5 separate regions of the Homo sapiens genome follow, and regions 1, 2, 4 and 5 are each linked to region 3. The links are chromatin loops, found by intact Hi-C in ENCODE. Cell type or tissue: heart right ventricle. All regions are shown on one strand.

What was found. Peaks named below come from ENCODE experiments on the same cell type or tissue, not always from the same donor. Only the 100,000 strongest peaks of a DNase experiment are listed, where the experiment ranks them.
Region 1: it touches region 3 in a loop (13-fold over the local background); 91 of 110 quality-filtered maps call a loop at or near these places.
Region 2: it touches region 3 in a loop (4-fold over the local background); 13 of 110 quality-filtered maps call a loop at or near these places.
Region 4: it touches region 3 in a loop (3-fold over the local background); 33 of 110 quality-filtered maps call a loop at or near these places.
Region 5: a loop joins it to region 3, with 3 times the contacts of the local background. A loop is called at or near these places in 91 of 110 quality-filtered maps.

Annotation. Positions count from the first base shown.
Region 1 is chr22:36,275,227-36,280,226 of GRCh38, reverse strand. No RefSeq gene overlaps it. Among named protein-coding and RNA genes, the nearest start is that of MIR6819, 9.2 kb to the left of the region's middle. In heart right ventricle, CTCF peaks have their summits at 2,202 and 2,407 (motif pointing right); a DNase peak (open chromatin) is centred at 2,407; H3K27ac peaks cover 1,005 bases.
Region 2 is chr22:36,253,169-36,258,168 of GRCh38, reverse strand. It overlaps APOL1 (apolipoprotein L1), which reads right to left. Exons shown (of 6, transcript NM_003661.4): 1 at 4,950-5,000; 2 at 3,170-3,232; 3 at 1,033-1,086; 4 at 762-850. The coding sequence starts at 3,213. Among named protein-coding and RNA genes, the nearest start is that of APOL1, 2.5 kb to the right of the region's middle. RefSeq lists enhancers at 2,675-3,174, 4,924-4,983. In heart right ventricle, no CTCF peak of the experiment used is centred here; DNase peaks (open chromatin) are centred at 3,108, 3,528 and 4,298; H3K4me3 peaks cover 2,471 bases; H3K27ac peaks cover 4,824 bases.
Region 3 is chr22:36,191,991-36,196,990 of GRCh38, reverse strand. APOL4 (apolipoprotein L4) reads left to right here. Exons shown (of 4, transcript NM_001386885.1): 3 at 1,554-1,680. Among named protein-coding and RNA genes, the nearest start is that of APOL4, 7.3 kb to the left of the region's middle. In heart right ventricle, CTCF peaks have their summits at 1,705 and 1,906 (motif pointing left); a DNase peak (open chromatin) is centred at 1,860; H3K27ac peaks cover 1,529 bases.
Region 4 is chr22:36,467,512-36,472,511 of GRCh38, reverse strand. It overlaps TXN2 (thioredoxin 2), which reads left to right. Exons shown (of 4, transcript NM_012473.4): 4 at 4,595-5,000. The coding sequence ends at 4,708. Among named protein-coding and RNA genes, the nearest start is that of TXN2, 12 kb to the left of the region's middle. RefSeq lists an enhancer at 1,773-2,609. In heart right ventricle, CTCF peaks have their summits at 1,879 and 2,083 (motif pointing right); DNase peaks (open chromatin) are centred at 2,101 and 4,902; H3K27ac peaks cover 5,000 bases.
Region 5 is chr22:36,282,626-36,287,625 of GRCh38, reverse strand. It overlaps MYH9 (myosin heavy chain 9), which reads left to right. Exons shown (of 41, transcript NM_002473.6): 35 at 780-908; 36 at 1,673-1,761; 37 at 1,845-1,968; 38 at 2,297-2,505; 39 at 3,115-3,223; 40 at 3,361-3,533; 41 at 4,841-5,000. The coding sequence ends at 4,958. It overlaps MIR6819 (microRNA 6819), which reads left to right and starts at 719; the gene lies at 719-779. RefSeq lists an enhancer at 718-1,230. In heart right ventricle, a CTCF peak has its summit at 947 (motif pointing right); DNase peaks (open chromatin) are centred at 955 and 2,499; H3K27ac peaks cover 3,195 bases.

The sequences.
Region 1 (5,000 bases), 83 kb before region 3:
CTGATCTGAAACTCCTGACCTCCAAAGTGTTGGGATTACAGGCGTGAGCCACCACACCTGGATTTTTTTTTTTTTTTTTCTGAGACAGAGTCCCTGTCACCCAGGCTGGAGAGCAGTGGAGCGATCTTGACTCACTGCAACCTGTGCCTCCCAGGTTCAAGTGATTCTCGTGCCTCAGCCTTCTGAGTAGCTGAGACTACAGGCGTGCACTACCACACCTGGCTAATTTTTGTATTTTTAGTTGAGATGGGGTTTTGCCATGTTGGCCAGGGTGGTCTCGAACTCCTGACCTCAGGAGATCCACCTGCCTCGGCTTCCCAAAATGCTGGGATTACAGGCATGAGCCACCACACCTGGCCGTTTCACCCCATTTGAACCTTAGTTTTCTCCTCTGGGAAGCCAAATTAATAAATGTTTTTATCACAGGGCCGTCGTTGAAGCATGTATGACTATGTGTGTGAAAATGTTCTGCAAACCAAAAAGGGCTCAGGTGCTATAATTTTTTTTCTGCAAAGGTTGGGCTTTGAAAGGACTTTAATTAAAGATTTTAACTGTAAGATATTCATAACCTAAAATTGCCTTTTTAACCATTTTTAGGTGAACAGTTTCGTGGAATTACATTCACATTGTTGCACAACCACCATCATCCACAGAACTCTTCTCTTGCAAAACTGACACTTTGTACCCAGTAAACATGAACTGCTCATTCTCCCTCCCCCAGCCCTTGACAACCAACACTCTGCTCCTTATCTTTATAAATTTGACCACCGTAAGAACCTCACATGAACGGAATCATACAGCATGTGTCCTTTTGTGACGGGCTTATTTCACTTAGCAGAATGTCCTTAAGGTTCATCCTTGTTACAGCATGGGTCAGAATTTCCTTCCTCTTTTAAGGCGGAATAATATTCCCTGTGGGTACACGTACCATTTTGCTTATCCGTTCATCTGTCAATGGACACCTGGGTTGCCTCCACCATTTGGCTATGGTGAACGATGCTGCTATGAGCATGACTGTACAAATATCTGGTCAGGTCCCTGTTTTCATGCTGTTGGGTATATTCCCAGAAGTGGAATTGAGGGATCCTATGGTAATTCTATGTTTAAGTTTTCAAAGAACCGTCATATAGTTTTCCACAGCAGCTAAGTGCTATTATTTTATTTATTTATTTATTTAGAGACAGAGTCTCGCTCTGTCACCCAGGCTGGAGTGCAGTGGTGCGCTCTCAGCTCACTGCAACCTCTGCCGCCCGGGTTGAAATGATTCTCCTGCCTCAGCCTCCCAAGTAGCTGGGACTACAGGTGCCTGCCACCACACCCGGCTAATTTCTGTATTTTTAGTAGAGACAGGGTTTCACCATGTTGGCCAGGCTGGTCTCGAACTCCTGACCTCAGGTCCTCAGGTGATCCTCCCACCTCGGCCTCCCAAAGAGCTGGGATTACAGGCGTGAGCCACCACGCCCAGCTAAGTTGCTATCATTTTTAAGGTCATGCTTTGGCACCGCAATGACTCCAGACAAGAGTCTCCTTTGTCTCTTGGCTGCTGGAGGGAAGGGGATAGAGGTTGGCGCATGTCCCTTGGTGCATGTTCCAGAGATCCTGTTGCTGTGGGTGCTCACAGCACCCTCCCTACCCTCCACTCCTCATTTCTCCTGTTTGGGATCCACTGAGCTAGATGCTTCTCCCTCTCCCTGGGCTAAAGCTTATTTGCAGCACCCTCAGTACCTACTAGCAGAGAGGCATTCAAGCTGAAATCCTGCATCTATATCAATTACTCGATTACCTATTTCAAATCTGAATCCAAAAACTACTCTGTTAACTCTGTGTATGAGTCCAGTTCTCTTAAATGTTATATGTGCATCAAAATGAAACACACATTTGTCTAGACTTCAGCAGGAAAATATGAGCTTGATTGTGTTTGTCATTTTTATACCTACTTCTGAACCTTCCTGAAGCTGACACCTGTTACTCAGGGCCCAATTTTTCCATATGAGGAAAGACAAAAAGGATTGTCCATGAGACACTGCTAGTGGCCGGGCTGTGAGTGGCCGGGACCAGTGGCTGCTCCCTCAGCCTCCTATGGGGTCCCCAGGGGCTGTGGGCATGAAACACAATTCCCTTCCCCTGCACTTTGCAGTCCTAGGCTTGTTTGTCTCCGCTAGCCACTGATGCCTTCAGAAGCCCCCATTGTCAAATGCCCAGCTTGAAGCTCGCCACCTCCTTCCAGGGTGCCTTGAAAAAGAGCAGAACAGGGCGCTGGGGTCCCTGTCATGGTGCACACAGACAATGACATCGGGCATGACCTGGCCAAGCACACCTCTCCATTGGCGGGGCAGGGCGGGGTGGGGGTGGTGGCTGTGAGGAGGGCTGTCCACACTTCCAGCTTCCACTAGGTGGTGCTGGCGATGTCACCGCACATCTTCCAAAGCAATTTCAGGGTTCATTTCCCCCTTCGAGTTGGGTTTGCCTTCTCAGTGGCCGAAATTGCATATGGACCCAAGATTTTGGCCCAAGCCCCCTCCTCTGGAGCTGCAGACATCCTGGGTGAATTTTCCTGCGGTGTTGATGGTGAAACTGAGCCCTATTCTTAGTCACTAGATCCTCGGAATCTCCAAATGGATGGTCTCTGCTCACGTCCCACGTCCCTGAAGTTAAGAGACACCTGATTCTCACCTGGATTTGAGTCTGCAGTCCCCATTCTGGTTGCTCCACTATGAGATTACGTTCAGGGAGTCTGTCGTCAACCTAAAATAACAACAGAAAGGGAGTCTCTGAAGATAACAAGTTTATTCTGGAATGAGCAGAAGGATTTGTAAATCTGGGAATACATGATGTGCCAGGACACCCCATGGTGGGACCACAGGCCGACTCAGGGAGACAAAGGAAAGCAGAGGTGGTGTTTTTTTTTTTTTTTTTTTTTTTTTTGCCCCAAGACGGAGTCTCGCTTTGTAGCCAGGCTGGAGTGCAGTGGCGCGATCTCGGCTCACTGCAACTTCCGCCTCCCGGGTTCCAGCAATTCTCCTGCCTCAGCCTCCCAAGTAGCTGGAAATACAGGCATGTGCCACCATGCCCGGCTAATTTTGTACTTTTAGTAGAGATGGGGTTTCTCCATGTTGGGCAGGCTGGTCTCGAACTCCTGACCTCAGGTGATCCATCCGCCTTAGCCTCCCAAAGTGCTGGGATTACAGGCGTGAGCCACCACGCCCGGCTGAAAGCAGAGGTTTTTAAAGCCAAAATGGGGAGAATTATGTAAGTTATTTTAAATAATGATCCCTAGGTACAAGAATTAATAACAAGGGTCACCTTAGCTCAAGGTTAAACAGACAGTTGTTGGGCAGATGTCCTCATAGAGGTGGCCTTTGTGCAGGGCTGTGATTCATTCTGCATGGTTGTGGTTTGGTGGGATCTCTTACAATAGTTCCTGTTATCCAGGAAACTGTGTGTGAGGCCCCCACTTCTTTTCTTTTTTTTTCTTTGAGACAAAGTCTCACTCTGTCTCCAGGCTGGGGTGCAGTGGTGTAATCATGGCTCACGGCAACCTCTGCCTCCCGGGTTCAAGCAATTCTCCTGCCTCAGCCTCCCGAGTAGCTGGGACTACAGGCACCCACCACGATGCCCAGCTAATTTTTGTATTTTTAGTAGAGACGGGGTTTCACCATATTGGCCAGGCCGGTCTCGAACTCCTGACCTTGTGCTCTATCCGCCTTGGCCTCCCAAAGTGCTGGGATTACAGGTGCTGGGATTACAGGCCTCCCAGAGGTGGGATCCATATCATTTAAAGGGACTACATGCTTCCCTTCCCAGCACTTCCATATCAGAGGCAGGCTTATTTCTCACTGGCACATGTTCACATTGCTCCATAACCTTCAAGGAAGGTGACACCAGAACCTAACTTGCTATTGAGGTTAGCAGTTACTAACTACTATAAACTGAATTCTGTCCTCTTAAATTAAAAAAATAAAGTAATAAGTGAGTGCAGCAGATGGTTAAGACCAATCAATTAGTACAGAGGGCTCTACTTACCCCTTCCCAATCAATCAATCAATTAGTACAGACGGCTCCACTTACCCAAATTAAGAGCAATTAGTCCCAATTTTAGCTTTTTCTTTTTTCTTTTTTTTTTTTTTTTTGAGACGGAGTCTCCCTCTGTCACCCAGGCTGGAGTGCAGTGGCGCGATCTTGGCTCACTGCAACCTCCACCTCCCTGGCTTAAGCGATTCTCCTGCCTCAGCCTCCCGAGTAACTGGGATTACAGGCACATGCCACTGTGCCCAGCTAATTTTTGTACTTTTAGTAGAGACGGGGTTTCACCATGTTGCCCAGGCTGGTCTTGAACTCCTGACCTCAGGTGATCCACCCACCTCAGCCTCCCAAAGTGCTGGGATTACAGGTGTGAGCCACCACGCCCGGCCCTAGCTTTTTCTTTAGGGAGTAAATAAATATATTTAAATAATTTTCTTATGCTGGGACATGAAATAGTGAGAGTGCATGCTCTGGAGATAGGAAGCCTGAGTTTGAATTCCGGGTGTCACTAGTTAGGTGCTGTCACTAGCTTAACTTCTCTGAGCTTCAGTTTCCTCATCTGAAGCATGCAGGTGATAATAGTATCTTTCTAACAGTTGTTGTGAGAACTAAAAATAAGTTAATGCCTGCAAAGCATTTAGAAGGTTCCTGGTGCAAAGCAGATGGTCAATAAATATAAGCTATTGCATTTTTATTTTTCTCCATTTTGAAATTTAGACATCACTATTTATTTGCTTCCTATTAGGATATAATTTTTTTATTACTATTTTTATTATTAATATTTTTATTCATTACTTATTATTTATTTATTATTATTAAGTTATCTTTACACTTCTAACTCCCCTCCCCACCTTCTTCTAATATTATATCGCTAGTTTTATAATCCCCATTAGAAACTTTGTAAACAATTTACTTGCAATGTTTTTCTTACGCCCTCACTATGGCCAGTGTTTCTTGACTCCCCATTTTATAAAACG
Region 2 (5,000 bases), 61 kb before region 3:
CTAACACAGCTGGGGGGGGACGGGGTGGCTTCCACCTGGAATCAACAGGGGACCAGTAGAGGGGATGGGAACCAGCCCTTAGGGAGGCCCTATTGTGTGGCAGGCACTGGCCAGGCCAGGTAGCCGTGTTATATTTGATCCTCAAGACAACATGGGGAAATATTATTCTCATGGTACAGGAGAAGGGAGGTAAGGAGCGCCAGGTCACACAGAGGGGATGTGGCAAAGGACAGACCGGGGTCCAGTTAAGCTGGAAGCTGAATCAGGCCCGATACATTCCCACAGGGCCACTCAGAGCAAAGGGGCTAGGGCAGGGCAAGAGCTGGAGGGAGGGGACCAGCCTCAGGTGGAAACACCCCAGGGTCAGCTTGGAGCAGAGCGGGAGGTGACAGGTCGGGGCTGCTGGTCAACCTCCTCTCCCAGCCCTCCTCTCCTCCTGGACCCTGCTCTCCCCACACTCCCCCCCCCCCCCGCTGATTCCACTTCCCCAAGGATGTCCTGCCCCACTTGAGTCATTTGCTAGGTGCCAGGGTAGGGAGGAAGTGGGCACCTGGGCCGTGTCACCCTAAGGAGAGGTCAGGATGCAGATGACCCCCAGACCCCTGGGTCGGGGGACTCCACGTGACCTCTTCTGCTGCTTTGGGCAGACTCATTGGCCTCCTAGTCCATCCGGGTTCTTCTGGGGCTCACTCAGCTGTGGAGGTGCCACCCTCCATTCTAAGTGCGAGTAGGAACCAGCAGGGAAGAGGAGGTGAGCCTACCTGGGTCCATGGTGCCAGCAGCCCAGTCACCGAGGGGCTTACTTTGAGGATCTCCAGTATCTGTCCCACTTGGAACGTTTTGTTGCACCCTTGAGGAGGAGAAAACAAATTGTGGGATCAAATGTGAGCCACCAGTGGACAGAGGGAGGCTTGCTTGAGCAGCCGGGGCTCTGCAAATCTCTCTGGGGTGGAAGCAAACACCAAGACCAACCTAAACCAGATTGTTTGTCTATCACTGAGCCCCCATCATCTGCTATTTGCAGACACTCACCTCGCTCCAGCTTCCTCTGCCCTCACTCCCACACCAAGGAAAAGTGCACTCATCCTGTTGGGGTATGAGGAGAAGATAATCAGAGGACGGGCAGCCATCTGATCATTACAGAAACTACAGAGTCTATACACAGAAATAGAGATGGGGAGGAAGGTTCTGACAATGACCAGGGCCTGGGAGCATGTGTGATAACTAGCTGGTGATAGCCAGTGTGTATTGCATGTCTGCGATGTGCAGAGCCTCTTACATGTGTCTCATTCGATGATCACACACAGGCCAGGAGATGGGTACCACTTTCCCATTCAAACACAGAGGAATCCACAAAAGTTAGGGAACTTGCCAGTGTTTTTACAATAGTGCTAGAGCCAGGACTTCTGCTTCAACCCCATGTTTTCAATGACTGTGCTCTACTCCCTTAAATATACAATATTGAGTCATGTATACACGCTCATGGTAAATGACTCCTCATTGCAAATCCTTGTCTCACACTCTGTGCTCAACTCTTCATCTTGGTGAATTCACTGGTGCTGCACTGGACAGCCTGTGTCCCCGTTGCTTCTCTAAGATTCTTTGTCCCACAAAGACCTGGATCTTGCCAGATGCCAGCCCAGCCCCTGCTGTGGCTGCCAAGCCCTCCTGGTGCTGCCCTGTCCCCTCTGCTGTCTTTCCCTAGCTGATGGACCTCAGGGTGTTTCTAATTCCTCATATAAATTATGCTACAAAGAACATCCTTCTTCGCATAAAACTTTGCCCACATTTGAGATTATTTCCTTAAGATATTTGTAGGAGTAGAATGAGCAGGTCAGAGGCTATCAACAACTCAAAAGGCTTTATACCTAGAGCCACACTGCAGGCAAATTGTACCAATTCACACTCAAACTAGCAGTATATGAAGATGCCCTTTCTTTCAGTCTTACTGGCTCTCAGTAGTCTCTTGTTTAAGACAAAAAAAAACCAAAACATATACACAACATATAAATATGAGAACTAAATATACTTGTTATCAACACCAATTAGTACAAAATTTAAAGCACAAAGGTAGCAGTTGGGATGTGAAGCACTGAACGAAGGAGAAGGAGGATTAATATTATCATTTTTTTAAAGAGGGAAGTTAAGAAATACTGGGTACAACTGAGGGTATATGAAAGTTGTAAGTAAATTATTTACAGCTACAAAGTTGCTAATGGAAGACATAAAACTGGTGATAGAATGTTAGGAAAAGGTGGAGAGGAGAGATAGAGGGAGGGTACAAATAAGATGAAAATGACTAATAATGATACTATAAATAATAACAATACCATTTCAGGCCCATCCCAGTTAGGGGCGGCTCCAAGCATTACCATTGTTCTTTTCTCACCGTGTGTCTCTGCGCACTCCCTGGCACACCCACTTCCAGCAGCTGGTCTTTGTTTGCAGACTTTATTTTAACAGCTCAGTGGTTCCCGGGCCCCCTGATGGGGTTCCATCCTCCAGCTCTCATACTAAAGCCCCCTCCTCAAAAGCCACTCGCCTCCCTCTTTCCCTTTCCTGCCTTTGTCTCAGGGTTCAGACACACAGATGTTTGTCTTCTGGGGACTCCATGCAGCAAGGGTAAAAGGGGGACCCAGTCCTGGGCAGCAGTTCACCAGGGGAGTATGCAGAGGGGCGTCTGGGCCCTTCTTGCTGTAAGGGACAAGGGTGACAGGAGAGGGGCATCCCTTCGCCTTCTTCCTGCTTTGTTCACTGTGTGATCCCCTAGGCCAGGGGAGCCATCTCAACACCATCTCATGAGCCATGAGGACACAGGAGGACCAGGAGAGAGCAGAGGAGCAGGAGGGTAGAGAGAGCTGGTGCCTCGGATTCCCCCGACACTTGTGAGGAGCTGCACCCTGGATCCCATCCTCCTTGGTCATTGTTGGCCTGGCTCAGACCCTGACCTGGAGCCTCTGCTGAATATTGAGGCCGGATATTGACCGTTAGCCTCAACTAGGATACAGCGGGTCCTCCCTGGGCGAGTCTGCCGGTTGGTCAATTCCGGGAAGTGACTTTGGTTCCTAGAAGAAGCCCAGATGGCCCTGGCCCAGCCCAAGCCCAGTCCAATTGTGCAGCCCAGACAGGGAGCCCTCCCTCCCGCCTCAGGGCTCTGAGCCAAGCTCACCAGATGCAGAGGACAGAGACTCTCAGCAAAGCAGCTCCCTCCATGTCGCTGCAGGGCCTCCTCCTTGAGCAGGAAAAGAGGGGTTGAGACAGTGTGCTCCTCCTGAGAAATCACCATTTTCATTTCATTTTTTTTTTGAAATGGAGTCTCGCTCTATCACCCAGGCTGGAGTGCAGTGGGGCGATCTAGGCTCGCTACAAGCTCTGCCTCCCGGGTTCACGCCATTCTCCTGCCTCAGCCTCCCGAGTAGCTGGGACTACAGGTGCCCGCCACGACACCCGGCTAATTTTTTTGTATTTTTAGTAGAGACAGGGTTTCACCATGTTAGCCAGGATGGTCTCGATATCCTGACCTCGTGACCACCTGTCTTGGCCTCCCAAAGTGCTGGGATTACAGGCGTGAGCCACCGCGCCCGGCCTTTCGTTTAGTTTTTAATAAACAGTTTTGCTCTGTCACCCAGGCTGCAGGGCTTTGACACCATCCTAGCTCATTGCAGCCTAGATCTGTTGGGCTCAAGTGATCCGCCTCCTTCAACCTTCTGAGTAGCTGGGACTACAGGTACACACTACCATGCTGGGCTAATTTGTTAATTTTTGATTTCATAGAGACAGCATCTCCTGTGTTTCCCAGGCTGTCTTGAACTCCTGGCCTCAAGTCATCCTCCCGCCTCTGCCTCCCACAGCACTGGGGTTACAGGCTTCATCATCTCTTTTTGGTGAAGAACAAATAAGACCATGACTCAGATTTCACAGAAATTACCCCCCTGATTTCATGGACTTTTGGCAGCTCTATCAGGTTTTTTACAGGGGAAAATACTCAGGCTGGGAGGGGAGGTGAATTTCCCAGAGTCACACAGCTCTTGGAGGGCAGAGGGGAGGCCAACATCTGCCCTTGTGACTCTAATATTGAAGCAAAAATGTTTGATTTTAATAATCCAAAAGTTTCCAGGTTTGATTCTCCTTCTATGAACACAGAGATCTAAGCTCTCACTCCTGTAGTTATACTCACAATTCCACAGTGTGGCTTTTGAATCTCATGATTGCAAAGCTGGCATCATGCCACAGGCACCATTCTGCAACGCACCCTTCTCACTCCCCTGTCTCAGCCACGTTTCCCATTAGGGACACAGCACAGCCTGTTTCTTCTCCATCACCCCAGAAGTCTGAACAGAGGGACAGAGGTGAGGGCCAGAGACGTGGAGTCCTATGATCTACCTGCTCAGCCTCCTGACACGGGACCCTGGGCAAGTCATTCCGCTCCCAGGGCCTCAGTTTCCCCACAGGGCCTGGCACAAGTTGGTGCTCAGACTCAGGGTGGGTGAGATGACCTCTGAACTCCTTGTACCTGAAAAAAAATTCTGTTGCCCCCATTGGGCCTCAGCAGCAGCACCCTGGGGCCAGCCTTGGTGTGGCCTGGCCATAAGAACAGGCTGGGATCTGGGTCACCTCCTCTCCTCCACCTTCTTTGGTTCCTTCAAATTTCCCAAAGAGATGGGCACCCCCAACACAAACCTTCCTTCTGGGTTCACTCAGTCGTGTCTCAGCAGTCAAAACCAGGGCTGAGCCCAGGGAGCTTTGTGAACCCATCTGAGCTGTTTCCCCAACCCTCTATAGTTTAAGAGCCCAGCAGGAGAGGGGAAGCAATCAGACTCAAGCCTGGGTGCAAATCCAGGCTTTGCCGCTACTTTCCTGTCTATCTGAACCAGTCACCTAACCTCTCCCAGCTTATCTACAAAAGCTGTGAGAATAAGATGGAGGCAGGTCAACTGTCCCCAACTTACCAAGGAATCTTCCCCTGGCAGAGACTGAGCAAGATCCAGCTGTTCTGAGCT
Region 3 (5,000 bases):
CACTCCCCTGCCCACCTAAAGAACCCCCTCCACTGCCCATCTGAGAGAGCCCATGACCAGCAGGAGGAATCCTCTGTGCAAATAAAATGTTTAAAACCCCACAGGTATACTACAGGGGAGAATGCAGAAACCACAGGCATTTTTTAAATATATGGAGTCTTCAAAGTAATGGCAAGGGAACGCTGGCCTTGAGTCAAATCCTGAGCTTCCTGCTTGCTGGGTTGGGTGGTGTCTCTCGCTGTCTGGGTCTCAATTTCTCCTTCTGTGAAATGAGAATGAGGCCTCGCACGTATGAGCACAGCAGGAAACAATTATACATCATGTCCCAGTGCATACATAAATACAAACTGGTTCCCAGCCCCTTCTCTGGAGTTCCATAATTCCCAAATCCCTGCAAACCACACATTTTTGGGGCAACTCATCTGGGCAGTAATCCTGCTGTGTACTAAGATGCTTTGTAGTGATAATATTATGTATGCCACTTAAGGTGAATATTCATTGGTTTCCTGGTTGAAACATTTGTACCTTTGATTACAAGGTGGGGCCCAGTCCCTGCTGGGAGTGGTCAGTGATAAACCATATGCACCCTCTGTCCCTTCTAGAAGATTGAAAATGCTGCCATCCTAAACACATCTAGATCCCAGGAATTTACATAAGGGTCTATAGGTATATTTCAAGTATCTTACAAAAGAATACTCACTCTTGCTATGTTCAATATACTCTGATATTTTCAATGCTCTTTTCTTTTTAAAATGCTGCTCTTGACACAATGAACTATTGTCATAACCCACTGATGGGTCAAAATTCAGATTTTGAAGACACTGGTGTAAAGTGTTTGACAATAGGCACATGGCAGGAGGAAGCGATCACTGGAATATTTCCCGTACATGGGGAGAAAACATGGTGGAAAGCTCACTTTCTGGTGATTCTCAGCTGAAATAGATTGGTTCCTCCACAAAGCATCGTGGCACTTCCCTGGTGAATCACTCTTCTCAGGATGCCTTAGTAAAATGCCACAAGCTGGGTGGCTTCAACAACTGACGTATTTTCTCACAGTTCTAGAGGCAAGAAGTCCAAGGTGAAGGTGCCAGCAGGGTTGATGTCTGGGGAGGGCTCTGCTCCTGGCTTACAGAGGCTGCCTCAGGGCTGTGTCCTCACATGGCCTTCACAGTGGTGTGTGTGTGTGTGTGTGTGTGTGTGTGTGTGTGTGTGTGAGAGAGAGAGAGAGAGAGAGAGAGAGAGAGAGATCATCTGTCTCTTTTTTTTCTTTTAATTGGACACCAGTCCTATAGGAGTAGGTCCCTACTCTTATGACTCCCTTTAAATTAATGACTTCCTTAAAGGCTCAATCTCCAAATACGGTCACTGGGGTTTAGAGCCTCAGTATTTGAATTTGGGGGGCACACAATTCAGTCTATAGCACTGGTGCCTCCATCAAAAATACCCCATGTGACAGCTGGTTCAGGAGGATTAACACCGAACCACCTTATACTCAATGCCATTTATGTGGTAGCAAACTTTCTTCCAATCTTATCCTTTTTGTTTCCAACTAGAAAAGAAACGCTTCACTGAAGAAGTCATTGAATACTTCCAGAAGAAAGTTAGCCCAGTGCATCTGAAAATCCTGCTGACTAGCGATGAAGCCTGGAAGAGATTTGTGCGTGTGGCTGAATTGCCCAGGTAACCTCCATGGGGTTACCTCCTTGGGGCACCCCGGTGATGCCACCCAGATCTCCCCGGGCTAGTTTTCTCTGGCAGGCACACCTCCTCCAGGCAGCCCCCTCTGCTGGGCTTGAGGATGTCCCTCTCAGCAGTGCAGGAAGAATATTTCCTCCAAGTGCTTCGCTGGCAGTGAGTGACCTCAGGCTGAGGGGAGAAGAAGCCCACAAGGGCAGGGTCAGTTCTGCCATCTACTGGTGATGGGAGCTTTGCAAGCTACTTGACTACTTTCTGCTTTCCTTTCTTCATCCATTGAGCTTTATTGTGAGAAAAATAAGATAATGCATGTAAAGTATTTAGCATAATGACTGACACACAGTAGGTGCTCAGTTAGCGTTACCTTTTACAAAACTTGCTGGCAAGAGACCAGGGCCAAAAGTCTTTTTCTTAGAGATGGAAGCCCAGCAGGACTTTCTTTGGGAAAAGTCAGAAAAATCTTGACCTGATCAATGTGTGTTCCCGGAGATGCTGTCTGGGGCCCTTTTCCTGAACTTCTGAGGAACTGCACAAACACAGCAGAATCCTTCTGCTGACCCAGGACACAGAGAGGCTGGAATGGAGTTGGACAGAGCTGGGGTGGATCCTGGCTCTGTCCCTGCACAGCTCTGGGGCTGTTGGTTTATGTCTTGGAGACTGGGACCTGCCGTCTGTCCAATGCTATTAGTAATTCAATCAGATGGGAGTGTGGTGAAGGCCTTAGAATGAACTCCAGGTCAAAGGTGGGGAACCAAATAGCATGATGCCGCCCAAAGACCCAGAGAGACATTGCCAGGGGCAGAGCCAGGGGTCAGGATGGGGCAGGGGTGGACCTAGATTGGAGGAGCAGCAGGAAGGCTGGAGCATCAAGGCTGGGAGGAGGGTGAGAGAAGGGAGACACTGAGAGCATGAAATGTAACATGGTCATGGACTTGCAGAAGACCCGTGAGTAGGAGAGGGATATTTCTTCCCTCCCTGATTTGATCCCATCACTGATGGGCATAGTGGGCCATGGGTGACTGTTTCCCCGACACCATGCCTGGGAAATGGGGAGTTCTGGGCTGCCATTTGAAACCTTCTTCTGTTCTACATAGAGTAGAGGCAATGTTTCTTCAGGCCAACTTCCAGAGTGGGGACGAGTGGCTTCAACTGGTGTAATTTGAAGGGTTCTCGGAAGACTCACAAGTCCCCAACCAAAGAGAAAAACACTTTCTCTACCATCTTGTCCAAATGCAGGTCTTTTCAGCATTAGTGATTTATAGAGATGATTTTCAAAGTCCTCATGAGTCCTCAAGAGCTTCCATGAAATTGTACAGGGCCTTGACCTGTATACACATGAAGCTGTCACCTGCTAAGGCATTAGTTTGGCTGGTGACATGTGAGAGTGAGACCCTGAAGTTTGGAGGTGCCAGGTCAGGAGGCAGTAAGGTGGCTTGAGAGTTTGTGTGCAGCCAGGACTAATAGCCAGGTCTTCCACTTTTCAGTCATAGGTGGCAGTGGCTGGACCCAGTGGCCTTTAGTCAGAACGTCAAAGGGCATGAGGCATTGGAAGAGAGAACATGCCAGGCAAATTGACACCTTCTAGTCTGAGGTTGTGTTTGAATTCTTAAGGACTCAGATTTAGGTGAACTGCAACGTTCGAGTGCACCCTTACTTCTGACACCAGTTGCAAACTTGAGGGGCTTTCTTAAGCCCCCCTCAGGTTGGATAATTCACTACAAGGACTCACGTAACTCACTGATAACTGTTATTGCACGATTGTGGTTTATCACAGGGAAAGAACACAGATTAAGGAAGAGACATACAGGGCAGAGTCTGAGAGGGTTTCAGTTGTGAAGCTTCATTGTCCTCAGGAGGCTGTGTTCTCCTGTGTCAATGTGGAACAAAACACATGGGGTGTTGCCAACCAGGGAAGCTCACCCAGTTAAGGAAAAATTCCTATGAATCACATTAAATCAGGAAGGAAGCCTTTATTCAGGATTGTTGTTACAGGGGAGGGAGACTGAGCCCAGCTCCCAATACAGTAAAGTCAGAGGGGGAGTCACAGCCAACACCAGGGTAAGGGGCGGCAGATGGAACAGGACTGACAGGAGACACCAGAGTGGGGGGTTCCTGCTAAACTGGCCTAACAGGATGCTCCCTAAAGGCAGGTCAGACAGTCGCTTATCAAATGAATGGGTGAAGACCGTGATCAGAGAGCAAGTGTGCTCAGACAGCAAGCTGGGGGGATCCTCTCTAAATTGACTTTGGGGGATTCTTGCTGAGCTGGGGCGGTGCAGGCCCAGCAAGCACGGGATGGGCATGGAAGGCCAAGGTCAATGTCTAGAGGAGAAGAGGCTCAGAACCGCCCAACTGAAGTTTGGCCAAGGAGTAAGTCTTTCTTAACTCATGACAATGCAGAGCTCTTCCTGGGGCTGGATCACAAGCTGCCGTCATGGCAGACATGGAGTCTCCAGCCCTTCCCCAAGGTCTAACCCCTTTAGTCCTCAGTTCCTCTGGAAGGCAGATGAGACACCTAATAGCCCTAAACGCCCATCACCCATCACATTGCTATACTGGCCTGTAGCCAAACCACCAGGGAAACAAAGACGTTCCTACCAGGCAGGACATTCCAGGGCCCCAGAGATCCCTTTCCAGGGGCCGAGGACAAAGGGATATGCTCTCTTCTAATAAAGTTAATTCATCACTGTTCTATGATCCTCTGAATGAAGGTCTTTTTGCTCTGAACCCACTTCTCTTTGTTTTTCTACAAAGTTTCCCCTCTCCACACACCCTGGTAGTGATGGCATTGACCTCCCTTGCATGAGGAGCCATCTTTATCAAACACATAGCCACTAAAGAGCATCGGAAGATGACTTTAACTTATTTTTTCCCATACTGAATAAGTACTGTGGCATATCTATGTTGTACAAAACATATTTAACCTTGAGTAGAATTATTATTATTATTTTTTTTTGAGATGGAGTCTCGCTCTGTCGCCCAGGCTGGAGTGCAGTGGCGCGATCTCGGCTCACTGCAAGCTCCACCTCCTGGATTCATGCCATTCTCCTGCCTCAGCCTCCCAAGTAGCTGGGACTACAGGCACTCACCACCACGCCTGGCTAATTTTTTGTATTTTTAGTAGAGACGGGGTTTCACCGTGTTAGCTAGGATGGTCTCGATCTCCTGACCTTGTGATCCACCCATCTCGGCCTCCCAAAGTGCTGGGATTACAAGCATGAGCCACCGCGCCCGGCCTTGAAAAGAATTATTTATCTTTTAGAACTTTACTTCCATTTGACTTATAGAAACAGCTCTGTGATTTA
Region 4 (5,000 bases), 280 kb before region 3:
CACTATCAACAGCCCATACCAGGGTGGTCCATTTGTCACAACTTATGAACCTACACGGACATCATTATCCCCCAAAGCCAAAAGTTTACATAGGGGATCACTCTTGGTGTTGTGCCTGCTGTGGGTTTGGACAAATGTGTCATAGCCGGTGTCCACATTCTAGCATCATCCAGAGTCATTTCACTGCCTCCATGTCCTCTCTCCTCTGCCTGTTCATCTCTCCTTCCTCCTCCCTCCAGGCCTGGCGACTCTTGATCTTTTCACTGTCTACCTAATTCTGCCAGAATGTTATGTAGTTCATTTTTTCAATAATCGTTTTTCCAAGAACCCTCTCATATCTAAAAGCTTTTACAAAGCACTTGGCATTTTGCATTTGAAGCATGAAATCCTTTAATGCGTCCCCACGTTCTTCCCCCTGCTGGGACTCAGTAGATGTCTCTCTCTCTTTGCTGCTGGGCAGAAGCACAACAGAGTTTGATCCCCTGGACTGCAAAGTCAAACAGATCTTGTTTCAGATCCCAGCTTTTTTTTTTTTTTTTTTTTAGAGGGGGTCTCACTCTTTTCACCCAGGTGGAGTGAAGTGGCGCAATCTCGGCTCACTGCGACCTCCATCTCCCGCATTCAAGCACTTCTCCTGCCTCAGCCTCCCAAAGTGCTGGAATTACAGGCGTGAGCCACCACGCCCGGCCTAATTTTTGTATTTTTGGTAGAGACAAGGTTTCACCACATTGGCCGGCCTTGTCTCGAATTCCTGACCTCAGATGATTCACCTTCCTCAGCCTCCCAAAGTGCTGGGATTACAGGCAGGAGCTGCCGCGCCTGTCCTACACCACATCATTTTGGAACAGTTGCTCACCCTTTGAGCCTCAGTATTCTCATCGTTAAAATGATCCTGCCCACAGCCAGGAGAGTGTGAGATAGTGTATAGAGGTGTTTATATCATTCCTGACACGAAAAAGCACCCAGCATGTGACAGCGATCTTTTCCTTTTAACTCTGCAATGAGCCGAGGAGGAGGTTGCAACATCCCGCAGCACCCAGCACTGTGCCTTTCCCTTGGTAGGCCCTTAGCTGAGTTAACAGATGGATGCCATCGGGGTGGGACAGGAGAAGACATACCAGGACACGGAGCTCAGTGGCGGTGCAGGCGAGCTACGGGTTAGCAGAAAGAGACTGCGCACACGTACACACTCCCCCACTCCTGCCGAGTTCAGAGGGTCTTTATCCAAGGATAGGAGGTTCCAAGTGGCTTCACGGAACAGGACAGGCAACACGTCGTAGCGTATCTTTTCCTCAGCCCCTCAGTTGGCTCAGTCACTGCCTCTTTCACACTCAAAACATTCCAGAAGAATGTGCCAAGGCCCTGTGCACTTCCATGTAAGGCAGTGTTTACAGGCACCGGCACCTCCTGATGTGTGAGCCAGACACAGGAGCAGCAGAGCTTCAGCCGCCTCCTCAGGGTCGAGGGAAGTCCCATTCCAGCTCAGGTTTCCTGTGAGCCCCTAGTGCGGGTAGTGTGTATGTGTGTGTGTGTATATATGTGTGTATGCGTGTGTGTGTTTAAGCTCAACTTCAAAATATCCCCTTGATCAGTAGTGACCAGACCTCCATTGACAGCACATCTGCTGTCTACCTGACACCAGCAGGGTCTGTGCGTGTTCAAGCATGTGTGGAGGTTTACATGAGTGAGATCATTATGGCCTTCATCTGGAGTTCTTTTTTTTTTTTTTTAATATTTTTATGGAGACGACGTCTTGCTATGTTGCCCAGGCTGGTCATGAATTCCTGACCTCAAGCAGTCCTCCTGCCTTGGCCTCCCAAAGTACTTGGGATTACAGGTGTGAGCCACTGTGCTTGTGCCTATCTGGAGTTCTTAAGGAACGCTAAGTCCACTCTCTGAGCCTCTTCAGTGAACTTAGAGTCTTGCCGTGAAAAAAGTTAGGCCACTTCTTATACAGTGGCATAAAGCATATATTTTAATTAAAGGAATAGGACAGTGTGCAGGTGGGAGCCGGTGGCTGAGCTCTCTGCTTCTGCCAAGAGGCTCCGGCTTTGAGGCACTCCAGCTGCCTTTGCAGACCACTAGAGGGCACCAAAGAATGCCTGGGAAGGCCCTGGTGGCTTCAGGCGCTTCCTGGAGCAAACTCTTTCGGGCCCTGCTCTGCCTGGAGACAGGGTTTGCCACCCACATCAGCCCAGGGACAGCCTTTGAAGGGGCCTGAGGCACTAACAAGGACAAGGACTGTGTCCTGTGACCTGCTGTGTTTGTCCCCAAAGTGTCCGTGAGGAGTGGGGTGCAGGGCCTGCCACGTAAAGTTAGTGGGTGAGGGCGGGATGGTCTGGCCTGCGTGCCTTTCCTAACTACCATGTGCATGGTTTTTGAACATTCTGAATCTTACTGGCTTCCAAGATGGGCCGTGGCAGGGCAGCACTGGGATATGTGAAGACCTGGTATGTTTGTGTGAATCTCTGCTCTTACTTTGTAGTTTAATTTGTATGTAAGAAAAGTCTGTGTTTATCTTGTTCTGTTTATTTTTATTTATTTATTTTGAGGGGGGGAACAGAGTCTTGCTCTGTCGCCCAGGCTGGAATGCAATGGCACAATCTCAGCTCAGTGCAACCTCTGCCTCCCGGGTTCAAGCGATTCTCCTGCCTCAGCCTCCCGAGTAGCTGGGACTATAGGCATGCCCCACCACGCCCGGCTAATTTTTGTATTTTTAGTAGAGACGGGGTTTCACCATGTTGGTCAGGCTGGTCTCGAACTCCTGACCTCAAGTGATCTGCCCGCTTTGGCTTCCCAAAATGCTAGGATTACAGGCGTGAGCCACAGCGACCGGCCTATCTTGTTCTGTTTAAATGGTTTTCTCAAATGCCCACGAATGCCAGGCAGGGATCCCAGGCAGCAGAGACCTCACAATGCCAGTCTGGTGGGCCACAGCCTCATCCACGTTCCACATAACCTATGCAGGTCCCTGAGGGAACTGAGTAAATGCTTCACAGACCAAGAATGTTGTCCTTGCCATCTGCCTGCAACCTGCTAATAAGCGTCAGGTTGTGTATGGCCAAGCCTCTCCTCTCATGCTGTCCAGTAGAAGTCCCTGAGTTTCTGGACCCTGTCACTCATCACAGCAGCAAGCTAATGTGCTCTCGTGGGGCCTGTGTTGGACTTTTCCTTGTGCCCTCTGTAGCCACTGTTTTTTGAATGCCCACAGTATGCCAGGCACAATGCCAGGTTCCTAAGCTTATTTGCCGGGCGCTGTGCTGAGCCTTTACTTGCGTTATTTCATTCAGCTTTCATGCCCTCTAATGGCAGTGCCCTTAGTATCTCCATCCTGCATCTGAGAACACTGAGGCTTAGTGACTGAGGGGCGTGCCCCAGCTCACCTGGCTGGTAGGAGCCGGATTGCGTCCGCCAGAACCTGAGCTCTGCTTTATTTATGTATTTATTTATTTATTTATTTATTTATTTATGAGATGGAGTCTCACTCTGTCACCCAGGCTGGAGTGCAGTGGTGCAATCTCCACTGACTCCAGCCTCCACCTCCCAGGTTCAAGCAATTCTCTCACCTCAGCCTCCCAAGTAGGTGGGATTACAGGTGCCTGCCACCATGCCCGACTAATTTTTGTATTTTCAGTAGAGACAGGGTTTCACCATGTTGGCCAGGCTGGTCTCGAACTCCTGACCTCAAATGATCTGCCCACCTCAGCCTCCCAAAATGCTGGGATTACAGGTGTGAGCCACCGCGCCCAGCCTGAGCTCTGCTTTATACTCAAATCTTTCTCTTTTTTTTTGAGGCAGGGTCTCTGTCACCCAGGCTGGAGTGCAGTGGCACAATCACAGCTCACTGAAGCCTCAGTCTCCCAGGCTCAAGCGATCCTCCTGCCTCAGCCTCCCGAGTATGGGAGTACAGGCATGTACCACCATGCCTGGCTAATATTTTGGGGGGGTTTAGTAAACAAAGGGTCTCACTATATTGCCCAAGCTGGTCTGGAACTCTTGAACTCAAGCAATCCTCCAGCCTCAGTCTCCCAGAAGGCTGGGATTATAGATATAAGCCACTGTGCCCAGCCTATACTTGAATCTTTAATGTTCATCCCAAACCCTAAAGGTAGACATTACCCCCATTTTATGGAAAAGGACACTGAGGCTCAGAAAGGTGCTGTGACCCGGCCAAGGCCCCCTTGCTAGTGAGTGCAAAGCCAGGACTCGAACTGTCCCCCAGCTTCTGTCTCCTCCTGGGCCAGGCTTCCCCTGAGCTCCTCCCTGCCCCCAGCCCTGGCCTGCAGCTGCAAGGGTTATTTTCATCTCTCCTGTCATTCCAGCAAAACCACTGGGCCAGTGAGTCAGTCTTGTGGTTAAGGGAGGAAGGGTACTGTTGGGAGCCCGCAATGGAAGACGTTTCTTCAGCGGGTGGCCCCCGGGCCCTGCAGTACCCCTGCACCGAGAGAAGAGCCATGTTCCTCTAGGCCTGCCCATGGCTTTGGGAAGTCAGTGCCCTGGATAAGCCACCAGCCTTCCCCACAAAGGCTCAGGAGTGGCAGTTGAGAAGTATTCACTCCCAATTCACTTGGACCCCCTTGTCCTCTCCACCCAGGTGTCAGCGGTGCCCACTGTGCTGGCCATGAAGAATGGGGACGTGGTGGACAAGTTTGTGGGCATCAAGGATGAGGATCAGTTGGAGGCCTTCCTGAAGAAGCTGATTGGCTGACAAGCAGGGATGAGTCCTGGTTCCCTTGCCCGCGTGGGACCCCAATAGAACTCAGCCCTTCCATGCCAGCCCTTCCTGCTGCCTCCCTCCTGTCTGGCTCCTGGGGCCCATGCTTAGAGCCCAGGCTCCAGCCCTGAGTGCTTCCGAGCTGGCGGACTGCCCAGGGGCCATCAGAGGATGGTGGTGCTGCTGCTGATCCGGGGACCGCTGTCTTCCCTCCCATACGCCTTTCATCCCTCCTTCTAGGGCCTATGGCAGTTCTCCCAGGATGTGTGGCGAGAGCCTGGGCCAG
Region 5 (5,000 bases), 91 kb before region 3:
GGACTACAGGCGCACGCCGCCACGCCCGGCTAATTTTTGTATTTTTAGTAGAGACGGGGTTTCACCATGTTAGCCAGGATGGTCTCAATCTCCTGACCTTGTGATCCACCCGCCTCGGCCTCCCAAAGTGCTGGGATTACAAGCATGAGCCACTGCGCCCGGCCAAAAAAAAAATGTTAAGTGTAAAAAAAAAACCCACAAAAACTTTAAAACTTCATTGTGGTCAAGGTTGTGGGCATAGATGCTCTGATTGCTGGTGGCATTTTTTTACTGGTGTGGTCGGGCTGCACACAGCCAGTCACTCTCTTTGATTTGGGGAATCTCAATTTCGGATTTATCTGCAAAAGGAAAAAAAGGCTATTTGACAAAGGTCTTTAGTGTTAAAAGAAGTAACAGGAGAATAACAAAAGGAAAGGTGTTTCCTGCCTGTGGTGGGGATGGACCGGCAGGCTGGGCACTGGTTTTGAGTGGCAGGTGCGCATTAGGGGTGGCACCATGGGCACTGGCTTCCGGCCCACAGGAGGGGACAGAAAGTAGAAAATGAAGCTCAGCTTGGGCTCACGTCCACGGTGACGAACACTGTCAAAGTGTGCATTACGGGGTGGGATACACAGATGATTGTCTTTAGTTGCCTTTTTGCCCTGTCACCACGGTTAGTTGGTTAAATACAGCATTGAGTGGAGCACCAGCCATGAGCCCTGTTGGCGAGGTGACCCATGAGGGTTGGGGTGGAGGGCCAAGGAGCTGGGTGGGGTGCCAAGCCTCTGTCCCCACCCCAGGCCCAGATGAAGGACTGCATGCGCGAGCTGGATGACACCCGCGCCTCTCGTGAGGAGATCCTGGCCCAGGCCAAAGAGAACGAGAAGAAGCTGAAGAGCATGGAGGCCGAGATGATCCAGTTGCAGGAGGTGGGTGGGGCTGCAATGGAGAGCGGCACCGCTGCCCTGCGGCCAGCAGGTGGCAGCGTGGGGCTTTCAGCTGAGGACAGGGCTGGAGTCCTACTGGGCTCCAGGAATTGGCTGGGGATGGCTCTCAGGTTACATAAGGATTCCCTCCAGGGTTCCGTTTCATAGCGGGGCTCCCTCGTATGATCAGAGTGTGTGTGTGTGTGAAACTGGCATCCCTCACATGAGATGAGGCTTTGTGGCCACCACCACCTCCTGCTGTGAATGCTGCCTGGTGAGAAGGGGTCTGAGCGTCCCCTCGGCCGCCCTGCCCGTCGCACCTGAGCCCGTCCTGAAGTGTTTCCCAGGTCTGGAGGGTGCCCTGCAGCGTGATGTGCCGGCTGCGAGTGCGTCCAGGGTGTAGCCATCTGCCTGTGGCCTCCAGAGCTGACTCCAAGCTCTGGCTTACCCAGAACAGGGAGGGGCCGCCCTGAGTGACTCTGTCCACGTGGTCTCCCTGGTTAGGCCAGGACACTTCTTACTTATCGCCATACCCTGGCACCTGGCTTGATTCCTAGCACTTAAATGTAAGAGTTTTATAAACATATGGTGTTTAAGCTATATCTTCAGGGGGGCACCAGCCCTGTGAGCTAGAGGGTTTCTGGAGGAAGGGCTTCGTGGGGAGGTGGGCCTGGGGAAGGGCTTGAGGGGAGGGTGCCTGGGGCTGGGAAGGATGGTCTTGTGGGGCTGTGGCTGCCTTTAGGTCACACTCTGGGTCTTTGTGGCAGGAACTGGCAGCCGCGGAGCGTGCCAAGCGCCAGGCCCAGCAGGAGCGGGATGAGCTGGCTGACGAGATCGCCAACAGCAGCGGCAAAGGGTGAGCTGAGTGAGGGGGCAGAGTTGGGGGGGACCAGGTGTGTCCCCAGGGTAGGCCCCTCACTTCTCCCGCCCACCCCGCAGAGCCCTGGCGTTAGAGGAGAAGCGGCGTCTGGAGGCCCGCATCGCCCAGCTGGAGGAGGAGCTGGAGGAGGAGCAGGGCAACACGGAGCTGATCAACGACCGGCTGAAGAAGGCCAACCTGCAGGTGGGTGCCAGGACTTCTCCCACTCTGGGCTCTGGCTGGAGCCACCACGGCAGAGCTGGCCTTGGACCCAGCCGGCAGAAGCACAGGCCAAGTGCCAGCTGCTCCCCAGGCGCTTAGGGGAAAATGTCCAGGCACCTGGACCTGAAAGGTCCCCCTCTGGCTTCTGTGTTGGGTGTTCAGAAGTTTCTAATCTTCCCTTTTCTGGGAGACCCAAGACTCTGGACCCCAAGGGTTTGGTGGGATCCTGCTGCCACCTTCCTCTGGCCCTGCTCATGCCCTCCAGCCAGGGCCCCAGCCCTCCCCAAGGTCACTGGCCCTTCTTCTGCAGATCGACCAGATCAACACCGACCTGAACCTGGAGCGCAGCCACGCCCAGAAGAACGAGAATGCTCGGCAGCAGCTGGAACGCCAGAACAAGGAGCTTAAGGTCAAGCTGCAGGAGATGGAGGGCACTGTCAAGTCCAAGTACAAGGCCTCCATCACCGCCCTCGAGGCCAAGATTGCACAGCTGGAGGAGCAGCTGGACAACGAGACCAAGTACGTGCCCCTGGCCCCGCCCAACCCCAGCTGTCCTGGAAAAAACTCTGGCCCCCCTGCAGTCCTGCCCAAATCTGGGCCACAACCAGCTCTCTGTCTCCTGAGCCTGGGGCTGTTTCCCTCCCTCCTGATGGGGCCCTCATCCCTTCCACAGGTTGGGTGGTTGGGGGAGCTTGTGGGGTTTGAACAGGATTCTCTGTTCCACCTCTAAAGCCAGGAGTTTTGGTGGCTGTGTCTGAGAGTGAATCAGAGCAGGAGGTACAGGGGGGTCCTGCCCACTAGGACAGTTGTCCTATGGGCTCAGCAGGACTGAGACTTCCTTGGAGGGAATGGGGTTTACAGTAGGCCCCCAGACCTCTTTTCCAGTTACATAGATGCTCTTTGAGGTGTGTCGCTTCCCTTACCTGAGCCCATTTCCTCATCTGTAAATGGGGCTATTTGCAGTGCCCGTCGTAAGAAGCCGGGTACACATAGGTGTCTAGCAAAGGCCTCCCTACGTGATCCCTAGATGCCAGTGAGCCCCGGGGAATGGGTGGTCCTGGTTAGGGCTTGTTGGCCGGACCCTCTGAAGGAGGGTGTTCCCTCTGAGCCACCTTGTCTGTCATGCAGGGAGCGCCAGGCAGCCTGCAAACAGGTGCGTCGGACCGAGAAGAAGCTGAAGGATGTGCTGCTGCAGGTGGATGACGAGCGGAGGAACGCCGAGCAGTACAAGGACCAGGTGTGGGCGCTGGTGGGGCAGTGAGAAGGGCAGCGGGGCTGGGCAGCAGATGGGGTGACAGGCAGGGCAGTGGGGCTGACTGGCTGCACGCCCAGAGCCCCTAACCGGGGCCACGGGCCACACGTCCATCTCCGCAGGCCGACAAGGCATCTACCCGCCTGAAGCAGCTCAAGCGGCAGCTGGAGGAGGCCGAAGAGGAGGCCCAGCGGGCCAACGCCTCCCGCCGGAAACTGCAGCGCGAGCTGGAGGACGCCACTGAGACGGCCGATGCCATGAACCGCGAAGTCAGCTCCCTAAAGAACAAGCTCAGGTGAGCCGCCCTGCCCACCCGCCCCTTTGCCTCGGCACTTCTCTCAAAAGGTAGCTTGTTCCTCAACCAGAGCCCACAAGCAAGGCACGAATGTCACCAAGAAAGGACTGCACAAAGCAATCCCTGCCCCTTCTGGCTCCTTGCCTTTGAGGCTTTAGCTTAGTGTTTTGAACACACAGTAAACTCTAGGTAGTTTATTCCCAGCTGTCCTAAAAGTCTATTGTCTTTTGAATTGGAAGTTGCTTGAGGCCACCTGGCCCAGTCCTGGCACATGTTAGGTGCCTCAGTTAAATATCTGCAAAACGAATGTGAGCCTCATGAGCAATGCCTACAGAGGTTAAAAACGCTCCTTTGCGTTTCTCAGGGAGTGTTAACACTCAAGAAGTAGTGAATGTTTGAAGCAGAGGATCTTATTCTCTGAGATTCTCATTTCTTACGTGTTTTTTTGTGGGTTTTTTGAGACTCTCATTTTGTGTTTTTTGAGATACTCATTTCTTACATGTTTTTTTCTTATGTGTTTACGTGTTTTTTTTATTTTTTTTGTTTTTTTTTTTTGAGACGGAGTTTCGCTCTTGTTGCCCAGACTGGAGTGCAATGGTGTAATCTCGGCTTGCTGCAACCTCTGCCTCCCGGGTTCAAGCGATTCTCCTCCCTCAGCCCCTGGAGTAGCTGGGATTACAGGCATGCACCACTATGCCCGGCTAATTTTTGTATTTTTAGTGGAGACGGGGTTTTACCATGTTGGTCAGGCTGGTCTCAAACTCCTGACCTCAGGTGCTCCACCCGCCTCGGCCTCCCAGAGAGCTGAGATTACAAGGATGAGCCACCGTGCCAGGCCTTCATGGGGCTCTTTTTGTAAGCATAAGTAGTCAGTATTGTATATGAATTTTCTGCCATGTGGTAGAAAGAGGGTGCCTGTCTTTGTACTCTGTGTGAACAGGCACACCTGTTTACCTGTCTTGGTTTCACCGGTTTTATAGGAGTTGCAACAGAGGATGGCATTTTACACTTACTTTTGTGCCTTTCCTGTTGTAATTGGTCCTGTTTGCCTGAGCTGTTTTTGTGCTACTGTTGTGTGTGAAGATGTCCGACACCTAAACATTTTGCGGGAAGCTTTGCCTGCTTTCCTGAGAGTGGTCCTGTCTAGCTCAGCTGTGGCTCCCAAGACTCCACTTTGCTTCTTTCTGGTGGGAGCAGCCAGGCACCTGGTTTCCCTCTCGAATTCACTTTGAGATGTGTGGGCTGTGCTGTGGCCGCCCCTGGCCTGGCCGGGCCCGCTGACCCTCTGCTTCTACCTCTGCCCCCAGGCGCGGGGACCTGCCGTTTGTCGTGCCCCGCCGAATGGCCCGGAAAGGCGCCGGGGATGGCTCCGACGAAGAGGTAGATGGCAAAGCGGATGGGGCTGAGGCCAAACCTGCCGAATAAGCCTCTTCTCCTGCAGCCTGAGATGGATGGACAGACAGACAC